2 separate regions of the Mus musculus genome follow, and region 1 is linked to region 2. The links are chromatin loops, found by intact Hi-C in ENCODE. Cell type or tissue: left cerebral cortex. All regions are shown on one strand. Links, peaks and the distances in the headings refer to the core of each region. The heading gives the core; the rest is flanking DNA.

Evidence for each region. A loop is a pair of places that touch in the nucleus more often than their neighbours do. Peaks named below come from ENCODE experiments on the same cell type or tissue, not always from the same donor. Only the 100,000 strongest peaks of a DNase experiment are listed, where the experiment ranks them.
Region 1: it touches region 2 in a loop (2.0-fold over the local background); 2 of 42 quality-filtered maps call a loop at or near these places.

What each region holds. Positions count from the first base shown.
Region 1 is chr2:18,088,723-18,099,902 of GRCm38, reverse strand. All of the region lies in intron 3 of Mllt10 (myeloid/lymphoid or mixed-lineage leukemia; translocated to, 10), which reads right to left. Among named protein-coding and RNA genes, the nearest start is that of Mllt10, 30 kb to the right of the region's middle. In left cerebral cortex, for the core only: a CTCF peak has its summit at 6,366 (motif pointing left); no DNase peak of the experiment used is centred there.
Region 2 is chr2:18,200,266-18,211,445 of GRCm38, reverse strand. Mllt10 (myeloid/lymphoid or mixed-lineage leukemia; translocated to, 10) reads right to left here. Exons shown (of 23, transcript NM_001252560.1): 17 at 7,691-7,845; 18 at 5,257-5,445; 19 at 4,807-4,895; 20 at 4,302-4,666; 21 at 3,567-3,663; 22 at 2,499-2,696; 23 at 1-678. The coding sequence ends at 634. It also overlaps a transcript of Dnajc1 not described here. Among named protein-coding and RNA genes, the nearest start is that of Gm39761, 9.3 kb to the right of the region's middle. In left cerebral cortex, for the core only: CTCF peaks have their summits at 4,568, 6,122 (motif pointing right) and 8,334 (motif pointing left); DNase peaks (open chromatin) are centred at 2,690, 3,281, 4,455 and 6,130; H3K27ac peaks cover 3,070 bases.

The sequences.
Region 1 (11,180 bases), core at 1,588-9,587, 110 kb after region 2:
AGGGGAAAAGGTCTTTAAAGGTTCTGGACCAGTTTTGGTGGACCTCAACTGTAATACCAACACTTGAAAGGTAGAGGCAAGAGGAATTCAAGATTATCCTCAGCTACATAATAAATCTGAGGTCAGCCTGGCTATGTTACATAAAGTCCTATCTCAAAATTTAAGAAGAAATGTAATTACAATCAGCTGAACTATATCATACATACTTTAAAATCAATAGTAGATGAATTTAAACTTCTAAGAGTGGTTTATGAGAGGACCAACCTGTAATAATACAGATAAAAACTATAACCTCTGAAGAACACAAGTAATTGCTAACTGAATGAGATGCATGGCAGATAAAAATAAAAAGCATCTAGAATCTATACTAAGTGAAAACTTGAGAAGAACCACCATCAGAGTTTAGATTTTTTTTTTTTAATGTTACCCTGAAGACAGGACAAAGCCAACCCTTAGAGACTCCTGTAGTCATAATACCAAAGAACCACAACTGAGGGTTCAGAAGATCTTCCGTATCTGTAACATAAGATCTGAATCCCAAATGGGGTAAACTGAGGAGGAAGAACCCTACTTTTAAATAATCAACCCAAATCTTTTGTTAACCTTCTATCATACATATACAACGCAATCCACTGGCCCAGCTCAAGCTGAGAAGTTTAAAAGAAGTATTCAGAATACATACAAGATGGTTTGAATCCAAAGAATCAACCAACTCTGATTTTTTTTAAAAAATGTCCATTTCAGGGCTAGGAGACATCTCAGTGGGTAAAGTGGATGTCAAGCTGAATACTGAGGACCCACGGAACTAACATTCACCGTTGGCATGCATGTGCCTCAACTTCTATACACAGAGAATGTTTTTATTTTTTGAGACAGGGTCTTGTGCAAATGCCTATTTGGCATATCTTGAAAGTCTGGTCCTCCTGTCTACTTTCTAGTGCTAGCATGATAAGCGTGTTCCATACACTCATCAGGCTTGGCTTCTGAGGTAATGACTAGATAATGACTACTAAACTACATTCCCACCTCCCCAAAAATTTGCTCCTTCAGAGGAATACAATAGAACACGTCCTTTTCAACAAATAAAAGAGTTTGTGAGATGATCTACATTACTTGACCTGTAAAGAACTAGACAAAAAGGCTAATCATTGTCAAAACAAAAGGAAATCAAAGTCAACTCCAAATTTACCCAGACTTTGGAGGTAGCAGATTTGAGACCAACCTGGTCTACATGTTGAGTTCCAGGATAGCCAGAGATACACAGTGAAACTAAACAAATTAAATAAATAAAATACACATGAAATAGAATATGTACCTGGAATAAATAAAATGGGAAATATCAACAAAGGAAAAGTTATTAACAGAATAGAACTAAAGATGTAGAGATGTAGCTTAGAGGCATTTACAAGGTTGAAGAAAAAAGCAAAAACCATTACAAATCAAGCCTGGTCCAGTAGCACAGAGGACACAAAATCAGGAGGACTGTTGCAAGTTCAGGCTAGCCTGTACTATATGGAGATCCTGTCTCAAAAATAAAACAAAGCTAGACATGATATAATTGGATTGTGGAGAGCTCCCTAACATGTGGAAGGTTCTGAGTTAATTGTTTAGCACTGTAAAAACCAGCACTGCAGAATAACTAGAAGAGATGGAAGGAAGGGAGAGAGACAACTACACTATGCAGAAAAAGAAATGTTCAGAGAACTCAAAACCAAACAGAAAGGAGGCTCGAGGACACAGTGGTACATACCTGTACTTTCCACACTATAAAGAAAAACAAGAGGACTGCACAAAATTCAAGACCAGTCTACTCTACAAAGCACACTCCAGGGCAGCAAGGGCTACGCAAGAAAACCCTCTCTCAAAAACAGTAAAACAAGCCGGGCGTAGTGGCGCACGCCTTTAATCCCAGCACTGGGGAGGCAGAGGCAGGCGGATTTCTGAGTTTGAGGCCAGCCTGGTCTACAAAGTGAGTTCCAGGACAGCCAGGGCTACACAGAGAAACCCTGTCTCGAAAAACCAAAAAAAAAAAAAAAAAAAAAACAGTAAAACAGAAAGAGGGGGTTGGGGGAGCAGAGACAGATACAGACACAGACCTGACCAAAACCCAAATAATAAATGTGATAAAATAAAGCACTCACTGTCAATACAAAATTATATATTTATATATGTACTCTATATCTGCAAATAACCAATTGTGATGGTTAAGCATCCAGAAGACTCTAGCACAGCTATGGCAGGATCTGTGAGGTGAAGATTCTCAAACACTAGGTAACTGCAGGTCTGGGTGAAATGGATTATTCAATTTTTATCTCACAAACAAATAGTTAACATTAAAATAGTAAGCAGAATTCAACAGCAGCAAACATACTTTGTAAAAGTAAAAGGGAAAGACTGGCAAGATGGTTCAGCAAGGCTGGTGAGCTGAGATCCTATCTCTGGAAACCATGTAAATATGAAAAGATAGAACTCCATAAATTGTCCTCTGGCTTCTACATGCTTGCTGTGGCATCCCCACCATATGTGTCCAACACACAAATAGTAAGTAATAATGACGGTGATGACAACAATAAACAAAGTGAGCCATTCAAGACAGCTCATGAGTAAAGGTACCTGTCACCAAACTTCACAACCTGAAAAAAAATCAAGCCAACCATTAGCCCCACGTTGCTAAGAGAACTGACTCCCAGCCTGGTGTGGTGGCGCACGCCTTTAATCCCAGCACTCGGGAGGCAGAGGCAGGCGGATTTCTGAGTTCGAGGCCAGCCTGGTCTACAAAGTGAGTTCCAGGACATCCAGGGCTACACAGAGAAACCCTGTTTTGAAAAAGAAAAAAGCAAAAACAAAACAAAGAGTCTAGAAGATTCGTCAGTAAAATGGTTGCATTGCAAGTGGAAGGATCTGAGTTCAGATCCCCAGTATCCCTGTGAAACATGATGGGTGTGCAGCACACCTTTAGTCCCGACACGCAGGAGGCAGCGGCAGCCAGATCTCTCCATTCCAAGCTTGGTCTACATACTGAGTTCCAGAACAGACAGAGCTACATAGTGAGACCTTCTCAGAGAGACAGGGACAGGGAGAGGGGCAGCGAGAGGAAGAGGAAGTGTGCTTAAGATGCCTGACATCAAGCCTTGCCAGCTCATGCACACACATAATACAAAAGAAATTTTTTGTAAAACTAAAAATTTACACACTTCAAATGTTTGAACTGTATAGTACATTAATTGTATATTATTAAAGTAACTCTAAAAAGAAAAGTAATCCTAAAATATATTTAAATTACTTCTAAGTCTAAACTACATGTAAACAATGGCTCACACCTGTAATTCCCACACTGACAAGGTTGAGATCCCTGGAGCTGTACTAGCCAACCAAGTAGGCTGGCAAAAAAGGATTAGCAAGACACTCCATATCCAAAAACAAGGAGGCAGACACAGAGAATGTGGATCTCTGGTTTCCATATGTACATGAACACACATACAACGAAGAGACAGATAATCCCAGCCACTGTATAATACATGTACTTCTTAAGTATACATGACACATTCACTAAAGACCTTAAATAAGTCCATTTAAGATATAATTTTAAAACAAAATTGATTTGAGGTAGGGTCTCGTGATGTAGCTCTGGTTAGCCTAGAAGGGGCTATCTGGGCTGGAAGCTGAGAGTAATTTTCCTGTCTCTTCATTCAGAATGTTAGCATTACATACAGATATATACCATCACCTCCTGCTCAAGACACAGTAAATGAAAATAATTTAAACCACTGAATACGTTCTGTTACCACATTGGAAAAGCAATATAAAGTTAATGATGTAAGGTCCAGCCTAAAGAACAGAAGACTGAAAGAACAGCCTAGGACTAACAAGAGGAGAGGTGCTTGGCCCCAAGCCTACTCAAGTTTCACTTTCAGAACCCACATGGTGGAGAACCAACTCCCCATACGTTGTTCTCTGACCTCCACACACACAAAAATAAGCAGAGAGACAAAAAAAAAAGATCTTTTTTAAGTTGGGGTGGGGGACACTAAAAGAAAAGTAACAAAGTGGGGGAAAGAGAAAAGAATTGGAGAAGATTAAAAACCAAGTTGATCATTTGTTAATAATGGAGCTAAAAATTGTAAGCCTGGATTTTTAAGAGATAAAATGAACATGATATACAAAACTGTAATTCCACCACTTGGGAAAGATATGGAAAATCACAAGTTCAAGGCCAGCTTGGCCTTCATAGTAAAATCTTGTTTGAGACAACAATAATAGTACAAGGACATATGGGAGACATAACTTATCAATATTGGAAATAAAAAAAATTATTACCAGAGAAACCAGAAGTTAAAAATGTAACACCTTATGCTTAAAAAACATAACTTCTTAAAATGAAACAAAATCTATAGAGTTCTTTAAAGCTAACTTTATTATCAAAATACCAGCAAGAGATGGGAGACATCTGGTAAACAATTCCATGCCCATGCTTAAACAAATCATCTTAATTAATCTCAGTTCCCCTCCCAAGTCTGTCTCTGCCCTCCTAACCTAAAAATAAAAGTAAAAAGCGACAAAATAATTAGTAATTCTGGTGGTGATCAACCCCTGTAAACTGAGAGGGAAAGAGGGAAAGGCTTGAAGAGTCGGCCCAGCAGTTAAGAAGAGCACACAGCGCTTCTTCCAGAGGACCAGAGTTAGGTTCCCTGGACTTGGTGACTAACAACCATCTGAACCTCTGCACGCAAGTGGTGCACAGACATAGAGGCAAATAAAACACACATACGCATAAATTAAAGCAAATCTTTCCGCCCCCCTACCCCCCACCAGACAGGGTTTCTCTGTGTAGCCCTGGCTGTGCTGGAACTCACTTTGTAGACCAGGCTGGCCCCGAACTCAGAAATCCACCTGCCTTCCAAGTGCTGGGATTAAAAGCATGTGCCACTATGCCCGGCAATTAAAGCAAATCTTAAGAAAAAAAAAGAAAAAAAAAAAAGTACTTCCAGGTCAGCATGAGCTAAATGACACTCTGTCCCAAAAGGACAAAATTCAAACTTTAATAAAACAAAAAACAATAATATCAATAACTACAAAAAAATTATAAAATTCCTGTTGTACCTAAATTCAAAAAGATTTGACATTAATAATCTGAATCCAACAATAGAGATTAATACATTACAAACATGTACCCCATAAATACAAGATTAATATAACATTAAAAAAAAAACCTTGAAATTTACCAAATATTTTAAATATAGCATCTCAATACCAAAACAGTATTTAACAAAACTCAACAGCCATTGGAGATGCAGACTCTCAAGTATACTACTCACTCACTGCATGCCTCAGAGGCCTAGCCTCCCAAGTGCTGACTTTCAAAATAGAAACTACTACACCTAGCTATGTTTTCATGCTGGGTTTGCTTTTGTTTTCAGTCCTCCCTAGAGGTCAAATCCAAGGCATATGCTCTGCACCAGAACCTGCATTTTTAATCCTCTGACTCTGAAAATACTTTCTTTCCCAGAGCTAGCTAATTCTTAAGAGACAACAAACAATTTTCATGTGCAAACCAAGAGCCCCATAGCCTTAACTTTCTTAGCCTACGTTAACTTTACTAACTTTACGTTGTATTCCCCTACCTGAGGCATCCCAGAAACAAGTATAGACCAACTAAAGAGCCCTAAAAGGAAGTACAACAAAGCAACCCTAAATTGTTCACCTTTATTCTCCCATTTCTCCCATCATTCCTTTACGTTCCCCTTTTATCCCTCTGCCACATGGCCAACCCCAGCCAGCACCACTAAAGAGAACATTTTGTGACATGGCCTACCTCTCCCTTCTAGTGACTAGTGAATTGCAAAACACTTCTAATTGGCAGTAGGTCCTGATCTGTTGACACATTTCAAATAATAAAATCTATATTTGAAAATGACATTAATAAAAAGCCAACAGCATGCTGGGCTTGGTGTCATGTGCCTTTAATCTTTGGACTCTGGAGACAGAGGCCTTCAAGTTTGAGGCTAACCTGTTCTACATAATGAGTTGCAGTCCTGCAAGGGATAAAAAGAAAGATTATCTCTCAAAAAAAAAATTCAATTCTAAGAAAAATTAAAATTCCACTTTTAGCCAAGCATAACGGTATATATACACATCAGTATGTATATATATCTCAACAGTCAAGAACCGCAAAAACTGTAGCCAATAATCCTAGTACTGAAGGAATATAAGTTCAAGGCCAGCATGAGTTATTTAAAAAATAAAAATAAAAGGGGAGGAGGGAGCTAGAGAGATGGCTCAAGCAGTTAAAAGCTCTTTCAGAGGTCCTGAGTTCAATTCCTAGCAACCACATGGTGACTCACAACTATCTGTAATTAGATCTGATGCCCTCTACTGGTGTGTCTGAAGACAGCTACAATGTGATCATAAAAATATTTTTTAAAATAGGGCCAAGGCTGGTAAAAAGACTCAGCAGGTAAAGGTGCTTGCTGACAAAACTAAAGGCCTGAGCTTGATCCCCAAGACCTCCAGAGTGAAGAGAAACAAAACAGACTCCCACAAATTGTCCTCTGACCACCATACACACACATACATACATACATACATACATACATACATACACACACACATACACACACACATACACACACACAAATACAAGGATTCAAACTGTTAATATGTCAATTCTAACACTGATCTACAGACCAAAGCAAATATCATCTCATTGACCTTTTGGAGGAAATAGAAAACCTAGTATGTATACAGAATGTGAATTTAGACTATATACACTCTTGAAGAGAAAAAGATTAAAAGACTTGAAATTTTAACTTTAAAATTTACTAAAGTTACAAAATTTGGAACAGCATGATAAAACTAAGGCTAGGTGAACAGACCAATTGAAGGTGAAGTTCTGAAAGAGGGCCCCAATTATACAACATGATGTACAAAAAGCAATGCAGTGAAGAAAGGTTTCATTCAAAGTAACTGCATAGCCATCCACAAAAATTGAAACCTACAAAAAATATAATGTGAAATGTATCACAGACCTAAATATAAATTAGCAAAAATAAAAAATTTAAAGGAAATTACCTTCATGACTTCAGGGTTAGGCAAAGTGTCTTAGCTCACAGTAAGCAACAACTATAAAAGAAAACACTGACAAATTAGACTTCATCGGATTTAAATATTTCTGCTTAAGGGTACAATTATGAAAATAAATTGGTGAAACTACACAGATTTGAGAAAGTATTAAAACATTTCTCTAACAAAGACCACTATCTCCAACACATAAAAACCTTATACAAATTAAACTAGATAGAGAAATTAAAGAAGCTAAAGCTCTGAGTGGACTTAGAACTGAGGTCAACACACAAACCACAACATGCTCAAAATGCTCAACTGCTCACGATGACACCCAAAGTATCACAATGACATGACTTCCAATCAAGATGCAGTGAATAAAAGGCGCTTCATTCGGCTTTCTTATGTGAAATAATAAAAACCTAACAAAATGAATAAAACAACAGTACTGAAGGTACTAGACAAGAAACAACACAATGATACCTGAGAGACAAGAAACATGACACAGCCACAAAAGTGCCCAGCTTACTGCCTTGGGAGAGTTTTCAGGCCGAGGAACAAGGAGGAGGAACCCAGACAGGGCCTGTGGTCTCCCCAAGTTGAGGAAATGGAGCTGGGAGTCCAAGGAAGCCAAGGTGGCTAGAGCTCACAAGGGAGACCAGCACTGAGTAGAGAGCTGGAGAGAGAGAGAGAAATGAAGAAATCTACAAAGGCTCATTCCAGAACTTTTAGTTGAACACCAAATCAGCACTTACATATGAGGGCTGCCCAAGGCCAGAAGAATCAGAGGGAACAAGGTGCAACGTAACACAAAGTGACTGATACATACTCCCAAAAGCCAGAGCATCCCATCCGAGGGTAAGAAAACAAACACCAGTAGGCTGGAAAGATGGCTCGTAGGCAATACTAATAACCTGAGTTGAATACTCGGGACCCATGTGGAAGGACAGAGTTGACCCAAAAGTTAAACAGTTGTCCTCTTTCCTCCAAATACTCACTGTGGCGTGTACATCCCCATGTACAGAGCGCCAGACACACACATACACCCACCACCACCACCACCACCACCACCACCACCCCTCCCTCCAGGGAAATTTTTTTAAGACTAATAATACAAAGGCAGGAAATTCTACCTGTAATGAAATAAAAATTAATCAAACCAGTATTAAAATGCAGGTAACTATTAGATAAGCTCATTAAAACAGTTATAATAACTAAATTTTATATAAGCAGAAAACAAGAGGAAGCAAACAAGTAATTAAAGTTTTAAAATTTTCAACCACAGTGCTATATGGCTGTCATGGTTTGAATACACTTGGTCCAGAGAGTGGCACTATTTAGAGGCATGGCTTTGTTGCAGTGTCTCTATAGGTGTGGGCTTTAAGATCCTATCCTAACTACCTGGAAGTCAGTCTTCTACTAGCAACCTCTCAGCAATTCCTGCACCATGCCTGCTTGGATGCTGCCATGCTCCCATGAGAATGGACCGAACGTCCGAACCTGTAAGCTAGCCCCTATTAAATGTTGTCCTTATAAGAGTTGTCTTGGTCAGGATGTCTGTTCACAGCAGTAAAACTCTAAGACGATGCCTATATGCACTTGAGATGAAGGGACAGGAATATCTGGAATTCAAGGCCAGCCTAGACTACTTGAGACCTTGTTTTAAAGTAAGTAAACAAGGGGCTAGAAAGATGGTTCAGGCAGTTAAGAACACCAACTGCTCTTCCAAAGGTCCTGAGTTCAATTCCCAACAACCACACGGTGGTTTACAACCACCTGTAACAGGAACTGATGCTCTCTTCTGGTATGTCTGAAGAGAGCAACAGTACACATACATACATACATACATACATACATACATACATACATACATAAAATACACATACTTAAAAAATAAACAAAAATTTGAAATTATAAACATGAATATTACAAGGCTTAACAGAAAAAACTGATTCACAGCATCTAAAGCCTAGTAGTAACGTTTGTTTATTATATGTAGTGTGGTGTATGCATGTGTTTGCAAGTAGGGGTGGAGAACTGAGCATCCCATCCATGTCAGCATGAAAGCCAGAGACTGGCATCAGATGTTTTCTTCTATGGCCCGCCCCCCATCTTATTTTTCTAGCTAGGGTCTCTTGCTGTATCTTGAGCTCACCAAGTAGTTAGACTATCTGACTAGAAAACCTAATGGTTCCGTTCAGTGCTGGGATCAGCATTCCTGGCTTTCTCCTGAGTTCTGTGAATCCAAAACTCAGACCCTTATGCTTACATAACAAGCACTTAGCTGCTGACCCATCTCCCCTATCCTCATGGAACAAAGTAAAACAAAGTAGAATGAACTTTAAAAAAGTAAATTTCAGTTAGCTTTACAATGATGTCAAAAGGCCAAATGTATAATTAGAGCCACAAAGGAAGTAATACTGAAAAGCTGATTAAAGTTATAACCATAAATCACATGTGGACATATGGAGACCCTGTCTGGAAAAACAAATCACCTCAGGTATACCCCAGAGGCATGTGAGCTCCCATCTATAATGCTAGCACCAGGCAGGCAGAATCAGGACAGCCACTCCAAGTTTGAGGCCAGTGTGGTTTCTATAGAAGGTTCCAGCCCCGCCAGGACTGCACGGAGAGATCACTTTATCTTCCAGAGCGCCTGGAACAGCATCAGAACAGCAGAGTATAGCGCAGCACCCGTAACTCTAGCTCCAGAGCATCCAGTGTCCTCTAGTCTCCAAATACCTGCATGCACATGGCCAACACCCATACATCCACATAGTAAAAACTAAAAATAAATCTTAAGAAAAATATTATAAATATACACAGAAATGTACCCTAATAAACATCAACTTCCAGAATCAGAAAAGGTAAAACCAGGCAGTAGCGGCACAGGCCTTTCATGTCAGGACTCAGGAAGCAGGGGCAGGATTGTTTGAGTTCAAGAACAAGTTCAAGAACAAGTTCCCAGAGTTCCAGAACAGCCGGGCTACCAGAGAAACCTGTCTTTAAAAAGAGAAACAAACAAACAAACAAACAAACAAAAACAAAAGACAAAAACAAAATGACAGGAATATAGAACATGATTTTAAAAACTTTATAAATCATAATCAAAATATACACTACTTTCAAGGCACTTATATGTCACTGGTCTTTGCTACTTTGTGGGTTCTTCTTTTTCCCAACCTTTATTGCTCCCTTCTCCAATTTCACCCCCTTACACTAGACAGGAGAGAAACAAGAAGAAAGGGGAGAAAGGAATTAGAAAAATCCCTGAGTCTAATTTCTTTCCATTTCTTCTTTGACCATGGCTACTAACATATCATAACCAACCTCTGTAAACAACACACACACATATACAAGTCACACAATTGCTGTCACAACTGTCTGATGCTGGCAAAAACATGCCTCTGCTAGAGTAGTAGGCTGTGGTCGGTGCAATGCGCCCCACACCCCACACCTGGGATTAAAACAAAACCACTTTCATCTAAGATTTCTGTATATTTTAAAGAAACCAAAATTCCCAACTTCTCACTACACTTACACCATAGTTGAATGGAAAATGTATTTGACGAGCTTTATCTTGACTAGGCATGCTGGGGCATACTGTAATCCCAGATCGCTGGAGGCAGACATCCTAGCACCTTGGAGGCTCAGAAAGTGAGGGCTGGAGATGGACAGCTGCTCAGTGTTAGGGCATATGCCTAGAATGTACAGGCTTTTCATATTGAGCTCGCCATACACAAAGAACATTTTCTTAATTAGTAATTGAGAGAGGAAGGTGAGGACCACCATGGTTAGTACCACCCTGGGCCGGTGTTCCTGAGCTCTATCAGAAAGCAACCATGAGGAACAAGCCAGTAAGCAGCAAGCCTCCACTGACCTCTATCAGTGGTGGTGCACAGCTATAATCCCAGCACTGGTGAAGCAGAGGCCAGCAAAGCTCTAAGTTCAAGACTATTCTGATATAAAGAACAAGTTTCAGGATTGTAAAGACTTCACAAAGAAACCGTATCTTGAAAGCCAAAAAGGTTCAAACAAATATTAAACCAGGCAGGCATTGCAACACACACCTGTTATCATCACTCAGATGGCAGTCAAGAATACTGCCACAAATTCAGGGT
Region 2 (11,180 bases), core at 2,077-10,076:
ACACACAAAATTTTTTTCTTTTGCAAAAGAAAACTACTGTTAGCAGAAGCAGTTGTCTCCATCCTAATTTGATCTCCAAATGGACAAATCTCATTAGAAAGGAATTCTTTAAAACATTTGCAAAGCCCCAGTTGAGGATCTGTATAATAACAATATTTAATGAATACAACTCCAAGAGAAGATATTAGACAGTTCTCAAAACTTAAGATCTGCCCCGTGGAACAAGCACACTCTATCCCAATAAGATAGTTATATTCCAACTTTTATGATATAACCAAGTGGTTTCCAAATAGAATAGTCTTTAGTTTTATGTTTCCAATTTATAACAAAACTAGCTGTGCAGCAAGCACATTACATTTTTCTTGGATTGATAAACTCATTGCATATGAATTATTTCATTGACAAAAAGTTATTAATTTTTCTTCCGAAGTTCAAACACTTTGGTAGGGGATGGGTATATAGGAATTCCATTTCAGTGCAACAAAGCAACAAGAAAATCAGAGCCTTACAAGGGAGTGTGTGGCATCCTCCCCTGTGTGTTCCCGCCTCCATTCTTCATAGCTGTGGCAGACACTGCAGCAGCCAGTGAAGCACAGAACAGCAGGAAAGGCGAGTTCTGGCCATTTTCAAGTGTCAACTTTTCTCTTGAGCTACAGGCCCAGTTTTATCACTAAGTCTCTGCAGTTCAAAACAGAAATAAGAAGCATTAATTAGTTCAACCAATGTTGGCCAAGATGAGACAGTACCCTCTGAGACTGTCGCTGGTTCAATGTGGTACAAGTGATTTCTCCTCAAGTCAGCTAGTCTTCCCCAGAGTGACCATGGATTTATTTATATCACCACACTGCGCACATGGAAAGGCACCAAGGTGGCGAGCCCATCCTTGGACACAATTCTAAGGATGTAGCATCACCTTTCCTGATCCACCTTTCCATAGGAGGAGCAAAGGAGGGCAAATACTGAGTTTTAATGAACTAGGAAAAAGCCATAGTTGACCCCATAGTCGTATATGTTCTTGACCTCTCTTAGCTCTTGCCTATTGTAAGTGGGTTCCCACCTACAAGAACTGAAATCACATATGACATTGTACCTGGCAGGGACTCCTTAACTTCCCTCCCAACCAGCTTACAGTTGGTTTTGATGTTTGTCTTGAGATTAGGTCTCAGCAAGGTGTGGTAAGTGCCTGTTTTTAATCCCAAAAGAACGGATCAGAGATAAACAGGTCCTATGAGCTCAAGGCCAGCCTTGTCTACATACTGAGTTCCTGTACAGCCAGGACTATACAGAGTCCTTGTCTTGGGGAGGGGGGCCTGAGAAGGAGAGGGGGGAGGCGGGGAAGGGAGGGGCGGATAGATATGGGGCATATATATATATCTGTCCACAAACTCATGACCCTCCAGCTTTAGCCACCGAGCAGCTGAGCTTATGTGCTGTTGCCCCCCCCCCCCCAAGAAGCTGGTTACTCTCATTCTTTATTGTGGATCTTCCACTAAAAATTAATCTATTTTTAATGTGGAAAATATCCATGAGCAGAAAGCACAATAAAGTGTGTCAAATGTCTATATAAGCATAGACTCCTTCGTAGGGAAAGCGGGCAAGATGCACGGTAACAGCTCCCACACTTAGGAAGCAGGCACACAGGAGAGGACAAACAGAAAGCACTCGGCAGTTAGCCCACATTCGGAACCAGTGTTCATTACTAAATGAAAACTAATGTTTCTGAAGGTTAAAACGAGAGAAAAATCTCAAAGCAATGAATATGGTAATACCAGTACTCAGATTTGCAGGCGTCCCTCTGGCCCTTGGATTCTTTCCCCTCCTGGCACCAGGTCTCCTTGTCTGCACTGCAGGACTTCCTAAAACAGGAGCCCCTGTGCAGGTTGCTCACGTGTTGACCTTTGCCCCTCAAGGATGAGATACTATGACTTACAAATTATAAGGTCAAAAAATTTAAATTTTACATTTTATTAAAATTGTGACTGTAATTAAGTTTTGGGAACATTTCTATTGTGTGTATGTGTGCAGGTGCCTACAGAAAAACAAAGTGAGCCGGGCATCCTGGAGCTGGAGTGACAGGTGCTGAGAGCAGCGGGGCTTTGGATGCTGTTGGTGTGGACATCTCTGCAGCACAGCAACTGATTTTCTCAAGGAATCTGGAATAATGTTAGGAATTCTGCCCTAATTTTGTGTATTTTACCATATCAAAAATGTGACTCCATTTTAAAAGCAGAAAAAAAAAAACCAATCTGTTTGAATGGGCTAATTTCATATATCTTGCTAACATTTTAGAAAATGCTGTATTACAAACGGCCTTATAACCTTATATGATATACTTAAGAGAGGCGTAAATTAAGTTAGCTTAGACACTCAGTTTGCAATATCCAGCTGCTAAAACAACTGGCCCTAAGAAGAAAAGGTCGGGGGAATAACATGGAAAAAGACAAGACCATCCAACTTGGCTCACCCTGCTTCCAAGATGCAGCACAAAACATACTTACTGTGACCTTCTGGCTCGTGCTGTCCCCGTGGATGGTGAGGAAGGGGTTGGTGGTAGCTGTGTGGAGTGGAGGCGCCTGAGCACCTGCAAGGAGATTGTTGATGGGGATCTGCGTGGGTCCCGGGAGCTGCAGCTGCTGGAGCTCAGGCGGGTGGTGCTGCTGCTGCATCAGCTGGTATAGGAAGGCCTGATGCTGTTCCTTCAGAAAAAGTGGGATGAAAGATGAGCTTCAGCCAGAGTCAGCAAAGCCTGCCTTCTCCATCTCTCTCCTACAGTGTTATTTAAAGCACAGTCACTGCTAAGAGAACAAGAGCTGAGTGTGGTGGCACAGGCCTTGAATCCCAGCATTTGATTGACTGGCAAGCAGATGCAGATCGATCTCTCTCTCTCTCTCTCTCTCTCTCTCTCTCTCTCTCTCTCTCTCTCTCAACAGTTTGGTCTCCATAGTGTCATGCTAGCCAAGACTATGGTGAAGTCTGTTTAAAAACAAACAGGATAAAGACCAGCATCCAGGAAAGCAACTGCATAGGTAGTAACCCAGCACCACTTGGGAATTGACCATTTTTAATTGATTTGGTTGATTTTTGTTTTTCAGGACAGGGTTTCTCTGTGTAGCCTTGGCTGTCCTGGAATTCAAAGATCCATCTGCCTTCTGCAACCAAAGTGCTGGGATGAAAGGTGTGTGCTGCTGCTGTCATCCAGCTGAGTTGCCCATTTTTAAAACACAGTAGAGGCAAATACAGAAGTGTCTTCAAATGAGGCTGTCCGTGAAGAACACACAACAGAAACAGCAGCAGTTGGATGCTGTGCTGCTTGGCTTTGTTAACACACAAGCAGGTTATCTGAAGAGGGACCCTCAATTGAGAAAATACTTCAATCAGATTGGCCTATACGCACTGTCTTGACTAATGAATGATGCAGGAGAATCTAGGCCATTGTAGACAGCACATGGTTCCGAGATGGCTAAGAAACAGCAACTTCTAAGACCCACATTCACAAAGGAGGAGCCCGGGATAGCCACAACACCAGACACTGACAAAAGTAAAACCTTGTCAAACAAAGGACTTACGGGTGTGAGCTGCTGGGAGTTTAACAGCTGCTGGAACTGCTGCTGCTGGATAAACATCTGTCTCTGCTGGTCCGACAGCAGCCCTAGTCCCGAGGCACTGAAAAACCATCACAGCCTTACTTTCTACTGTAACCTCCTCAGGGGGATGTCAAAGGCAGCTTCTTCATTGGGGTGTTAACAAATTCATTTGAACTACAGGGCTTCATTATGTACAAATTATTCTTTCTCCTTATATACGTAAACTCGACCATCAAGTAACAGAAACTTAGTCAGGAATTTAGTTTAAAAAGATACAAACGTATGTGTTTGTAATAACAGTATTCATCTGTTCCTTACTGCATCAAAATCTCTGATAGAGAAATATCAAAATTGTGCTGTTCAAATGTGAGGAGCCAGTATCATGTGACCGCCACAAAAATGCCTTTTCAAAATTTAGTATACATGTATGTAATAAGGAAAAGTAACATTTTAAGTTTGATATCCCAGATCAGGACCGACATTTTCAACAAAATATATTTAATATGATACTGAAATCTATTTTTAATTGAATTACATCAATTTAAAAAACAAGCAATCCATGAGTAGCTAGCACTTAATTTTTTTAGAGAACATCTACAAAATACATTAAAAAATCCTAACCCAAAACAAAGACAACACTAATAACATGTTGCATGAAGAAAACCAAATAATAATAACAACGGCAACCACAACAACGTACTGAAGCAAGCCTCTTACCTGTTGGTCAGTGCGGCGGCCGGCATTGGATGCGCTGCATTAGGTGGTACACTGGTGTGGGTGAGAGGGGCAGGGTTCTGGGAGATTGTGACTGGAGTCTGAATCACACCATTTAAAGCTCCCACAATGCCGTTAATTGCCAGTTGGTTACCTGGCAGAGCTCCAATTATTCCACCCACTGCGGACACAGCTGGGATGGTGGATGTGACGGTCTGCATCCCACTAGCTAGTGCCCCCACTGTCACGCCATTCACCTGCTGAACCCCACTGACTCCAGAGCTCTGCTGAGCAGGACTCTGGCCAGCAGGAGGGGGAGTAGAAAGAGCAGAAGAACTGCTGGTGCTTTGTCCACTGGAGGTCAAGTCCTAGTGTAATAAGAATGAAACTGAAGTTGCAAAGAGCACAGCAAGACTGTTTAGCATTATTTTAAATCATTCAATGTAAGGTGCAATGTTTGCAAGTAAAACACACAAATGAACATTTAACCACTCTCAAAAAAGTTTACCTGATTTAATACAGGAAGAGAATTGTCAGGTAAAAAGCTGTTTCCTATATGTGGGCTCTTACTGCTGTTCAGGGAATCAGGAGGAGGAGCTAGAAACAGGGGAAGAGAACAAACACAGGCCCTATTAATTATAGTATGTGTATTAAAGGCTAATTAAAAGTAGATGCTGAAGCCCACAATCCTGTTATCCCTAACACTTATTTAACTGGGGGGTGGGGGAAGAGGGAGAAGGTGTCTTTGTGTTGAATGTTGTAGCTTTATTTCAAAAATGAAATCTTACATTTAAATAAATTTTACCACTAAACTATCCTCTGAAGTGAAAACAAATTCAAGGGAATTACTAGGGCTGTCTGTCTCTGTCCCTCACAACTAACTTACCATCTTCATCATGTAACTGGTAACCATTAGAGTCCATCCCACTTCCCTTAGAAACAGTGCTGTGGTACTCACCAGTCTGTGCTGTGTATGTGTGCATCTGATGGGACGGACTGGGGTTTGTCGTTATGGCTGGGAAAGGCACTGAAAGCTGTGCATTCAACAACTGAAGACGTTCTTTCTTGGCAGTCAAATTTTTGATCTGTTCTTCTAATCTTCGATTTTCAACTTGAAGTTGATGTAATGACTTTAACATTCCTAGAACTGGAAAATATTTCTGTGACTTTTTTTTTTTAAAGCAAAGACATCTCCATTCCCATGACTATTTTATGGTCATAGCATCAATTGCCTCAGACTTAACTATGTAGGAATTTTGTAGGCTAATACTAACATGACTAGGGTTTATTCCTAGATCTGAATGTTGATACAAGCATCATGTTAAGGAACACTATATCCAGCTGTACCACATGGAAGCTTTGATCCGAGCAAGTGCTCGCCAGTGCACGTATGTGGGGGTGTGTGTGTGTGTCAAACAATAACCTACCTCAGTCATGTTCAAGTAGTTTCTATCCTCAAAGAAAAATGATGGCATTTTATTTTCCTCAAAATAAAACTTAGTTAAAATTTCAAAGTACTTGTCATGATTTTATATAAGAAAAAATAATGACAAAACTAAAAGTTACAATAGGAAAATTAACACCAATATGTTTTACCTCCAATAAGGACACGTTTTCTTAGTTACTGTTTAAATATGCAGGAGCTGGGAGATGCTGTCTATGGAAAAGCAAGCATGCATTTGGCATGCACAAGGGCCTGGGCAGACTCTTCAGGACCCAAAACAGCAGCAGCAGCCACCGCCGCAGCCACAGCCACAGCCACCATTACCACCAAGCCTGCTGCCACACAACTGGCAGAAAGCTGTTCAGCCTGTCTCTTCCAAGGCTCCCCAGCAGGGAGCGCTGTATCTGCACCCCTGCTATTTCTTGCTTGAGGAAGAGAGGCCTCCTCATCTGTTAACAAGCTTATGGCCCTGCCTGATCACCTAAGATACTGTGTTAATTCTTCCAAGGCTTGGACTTTCAACTGCCAATCAAGAACATTGCTGTTAGGCCATGGTGATGGACATTTGAAAAATTCCAGGTATTAAAAAGATGTATTTGCTTAACATGATCTCAGGGCCGTCCAAAGACCCTCTAGCATTACCAGACTTAAATTTTATCCCCCTTATGGTGCCCAGATGAGACAATAAGACAGCTAGCCTGTCCTCTACCTATCCTGTTTAAAAGGTTATGCTCACATCCATTTCCTCACATTTCAACAGTTTTCAGTAGGGGCACTGTCCATAAAACATTAATTCAAGGCACTTCACTCACTAGTAATTTTTTTTAAGTCTAGTTTTTAAAATAAAATAAAAATAAAGCACTGAAAGTTACAAACCAAAATGATAAACCCACCTACTCTTCCCCCTCAGCTGCTCCAACTGTGTTTTTGTTTTTGCTTTCCACATCCCGCACCATTGGTATTAATACTAAATATGTACATACAAGATATAACGTATAACTTCATAAGTATGATTAACATTCTGATTAAATATAAAATTTACTAATTACTATTCCTTTTGCAAGAACAGGGTCTAAATAAGTAGCCCTGGCTCTTCTGGGATTCTCTATGTAGACCAGGCTGGCCTCAAACTCACAAAGATCAGCCTGCCTCTGCCTCCCAAGTGCTGGGATTAAAGATGTGTGCCACCTGCTTCTACCTGTTAAGTGGCAGAATTAGAAACAGGTATCACTTGTCTGCCTAATTACTATTCCTTCAAATTCTAAAATCTGAAACCTAACTATAGCTGTCTAGATACATTTAAAAAAAAAAGAGGAGGAGGAAGAAGAAGGAAAAGAAGATGATGATGATGATCTCTGGGTACAGGAATCTTTGTTTAAATCCTGAGCTGAGAGGAGAGACTGTATGTTCTCACAAGGTGTCAAGAGCAAAGTCTAGTAGGACAGAGGGACAGCAGCAGCTGTTTATTTCAACCAGTGACAGATAACACAAAGCACAGAAGGCAAGCTTTTTCAATTTTCATGTCATTTATCTTCAACCCTAGGAAAAAGGGACAGCCTTTCTATCAAGTTCACAAGACACTAAAGAACTTAAACAAAAACTTGCCGGAGATATTCTTAAAGATGAATAAAGACTAATTTGGAGTTAAAAATATAAAGTTAGCTCTGACAAACCATGTGACATACCTTCTCAAATTACATATAGTGCCTGACATAATGTCATTATTTGGGTAAACAGTTTTTCTGTATTTATGTATTTGTTTGTATTTTGGGGGGCCCAGTTTCTCTGTGCAGAACCAGCTGTCCTGGAACTTGATTTGTAGATCAGTCTGATCTTGAACTCAGAGATCCACCGGCCTCTGCCTCCTGAGTGCTGGGACTAAAGGCGTGCGCCACCACTGCCCACTTCCAAGTATCCATATTTTAGACACAAGAAAATGAATACTTACTGTCACCAGGAGTCCCCTGCTCTAGTAAAAACTGCTGTCCTTCACTCCACTGCCTCTCCAAGAGCTGTTCAATACTTGCTGCTACTGGAGGCACAGTTTCCAAACTGCTATTGCTCGGTTGATCATAGCGAAGCTGTAAGTTGCTCACAGGGGATCTGTCAAAAACATTTAATCTCAAATTAAAAGGAAAGGAATGTGTCTAAGAACCTGCACAACAATCTCCTACGCTGTGCTGAGAGACCATTCTGCAGTATACATTTTCTAGCACCAAATGGCCTATGGCAGAGGTCTCAATAAGATCATAATTGAGTCATTGTCATTCTTCCTCATTAAATTATAAAGTAAAATAGTTGAACATAGTAAATAATTAAAAAACACTAGAAAATAAATGACCAGTGTTCTTTGAAGTAGGCTGTGAACAAACAGAATGGCTTTCTTTATAAGACATAGAGAAACCAGACATTAGAAGAGCTATAAAATAGACAGAGCCTGGAAAGGAGAGAGGGGCTGAAAAGCTGACCCAGGGGTTGAGAGTACTCGCTGCTCTTGCACAAGGCCCAGGTCTAGTGCCCAAAACCCACATGACAGCTCACAACTCTGTCTGTAGCGCTAATTCCTGGGGATGTAATGCCCTCTTCTGGCTTCCTCAGGCACTACGTCTTCAGATGATGCACATACATGATGTACATGCAGGGAAAGTACATATACACATTAAAATAAAATTCTCTAACTGTCTTAATGTACATGTTATCAGACTAACACTACAAATGTAACACTGTGGAGGACATTTGAATCTTAAAGTCCAATAAAAAGAAAAATTAGGCTGGGCGTGGTGGCGCATGCCTTTAATCCCAGCACTCGGAAGGCAGAGGCAGGCGGATTGATGAGTTCGAGGCCAGCCTGGTCTACAAAGTGAGTTCCAGGACAGGCAAGGATACACAGAGAAACCCTGTCTCGAAAAACAAAAACATTAATGATTTTTAACGAAAAATGAAAATACATTTTACTTCTATCATTTCAATGTGATTTATCTGTATAGAATGTAGGTGATACAAGCATGTTTAAATGTCATAGATTAGTTCTTCAAACAAATCTTAACCCTTCTAAAACAGATGAAAATGAACGTGTTCTATTCTTATGTTCAGTTTTACTTTTCCAATGTCTCTGGTCTCTGGTCTCCTTTCTCCCTCAATGCAACAGTGAAATGCATTAGTACCCTAACTATTTTATACAATGACCTCCACTTACAAATGAGGAGGAGGAGGAGGAGGAGGAGGAGGTGCCACACAAGGACCAGGAAATTCTCAAAGTTTGCTTAGTCAATTAAGAAAGACCAAGTCTTGTACATAGAGCTCAAGTTGGAAAACAACAGTCTTCTAGCAATGAACTAGAGGTCTGGTCCTGGCAAAAAGCTTGTTATGTATCCATTTCTTAAAGACTTCAAGCAGTAAGGCATTCTACATGCAAGCATCGTAAGCTAGCCACCACATTCCAAATACATGATGTCAGGGTTAGTTGGGCCATTCCACTTTGGGCTGATTTTTAAAGAGTAATGTAATGCTTCAATGCACACTAAAAATAATTTAGTAGCATTGTATTATGGTCTGCTTAAAATAAAAAGTTTTACTAAGCAAAATTGCACCAAGGGCTTCTGAATCCATTTTGGATAACTTGTGTGATGATGTAACTTTAAAAGGGGGACATGGAAACCCTTCCTCTACTAAACATGAGCAGGAGTCTACTAACTTCCTCATTTGAAAAGGAAACTATAAACAGTATAGAAATACAATATAAAAATAAGAGAGCAGTGGTATAATTTTCTCATTCTGTATTTCAGACTCCTTGGTTCCAACTGAGAAATATTTTCTCCAGATTTTAATAAGAAAAAAAAAACCACATTACTTTCACATAATTATACTGTAGGAATTATATGAGGAAAGGTCTATGTTTAGACACTCTAGGGAAATGGATGAGGTTACTGGACAGTATCTACAGTGGTAAAGAAATGTGCTCCCTGAGGACCCACCAGACTCATTTCCAGAGTACAAGCTTGCAATCCCACCAGCAATGGAGGAGTGTTCCTCTTTCCCCACATCCTTGCCAGCATCTGCTGTCACCTGAGTATTCGATCTTAGCCATTGTAACTGGTGTGAGGTGGAATCTCAGGGTTGTTTTGATTTGCATTTCCCTGATGACTAAGGATTTTGAAGACTTTTTTTTAGGTGCTTCTCAGCCATTCGGTGTTCCTCAGTTGAGGATTCTTTGTTTAGCTCTGTACCCCATTTTTAATAGGGTTATTTGTTTCTCTGGAGTCTGACTTCTTGAGTTCTTTGTATATACTGGATATTAGCTCTCTATTGGATGTAGGCTTGGTGAACATCCTTTCCCAATCTGTTGGTTGCTGTTTTGTCTTATTGACAGTGTCCTTTGCCTTACAAAAGCATATGAGGTCCCATTTGTTGATTCTTGATCTTAGAGCATAAGCCATTGGTGTTCTGTTCAGGAAATTTTCCCCTGTGCCCATGTACTCGAGGCTCTTCCTCACTTTCTATTCTATTAGATTTAGTGTATCTGGTTTTATATGGAGGTCCTTGGTCCACTTGGAATTTTTGGGGTCACTTAAGTATACTATCATATAATCTGCAAATAGTGATATTTTGACTTCTTCTTCTCCAATTTGTATACGGCTGATCTTTTGTTGTCTAATTGTTCTAACTAGAACTCCAAGTACTATACTGAATAAGGTAGGGAAAGCCTTGTCTAGTCCCTGATTTTGGTGTGATTTCTTCAAGTTTCTCTCCATTTAGTTTGATGTTGGCTACTGTTTAGGTATGGGCCTGATTTTTCCAAGACTTTTAACATGAAGGGGTGTTGAATTTTGTCAAATGGTTTTTCAGCATCTAATGAAATGATCACTATGTTCGGAGCAGCCTTATTTATAATATCCAGAAGCAGGAAACAACCCAGAAGTCCTTCAACAAAGGAATTGATACAGAAAATGTGGTACATTTCCACAATAGCATACTGCTCAGCTATTAAAATCAATGACTTCATGAAATTCCCAGGCAAATGGATAGATCTAGAAAATATCTTGAGTGAAGTAACTCAGTCAAAAAGGAACACACATGGTATGTACACACTGATGGGCAAAGAGAGTGGAATACCCAAGATACAACTCACAGATCACATGAAGCTCAAGAGGAAAAAAGACCAAAGGGGATACTTCAGTCCTACTTAGAAGGGGGAATTATACAATCAAGGGAAGTAGAGGGTGGAAGGGACTTGGGAGGAAGAGAAGAAGGGGAGGGGTAAAAGAGGGGTAGGATCAGGTATGGGAAGAGACGGAGGAGATGTACAGAGAGTCAGGAAATTGAACACAGTTGAACAGCAATGGGGGATGGGGAACTGGGGGTAGCAACCAGAAAGTCCCAGATGCCAGGAAAGCAAGCACTTCCCAGGACCCCACGGGATGACATTAGCTGAAATACCC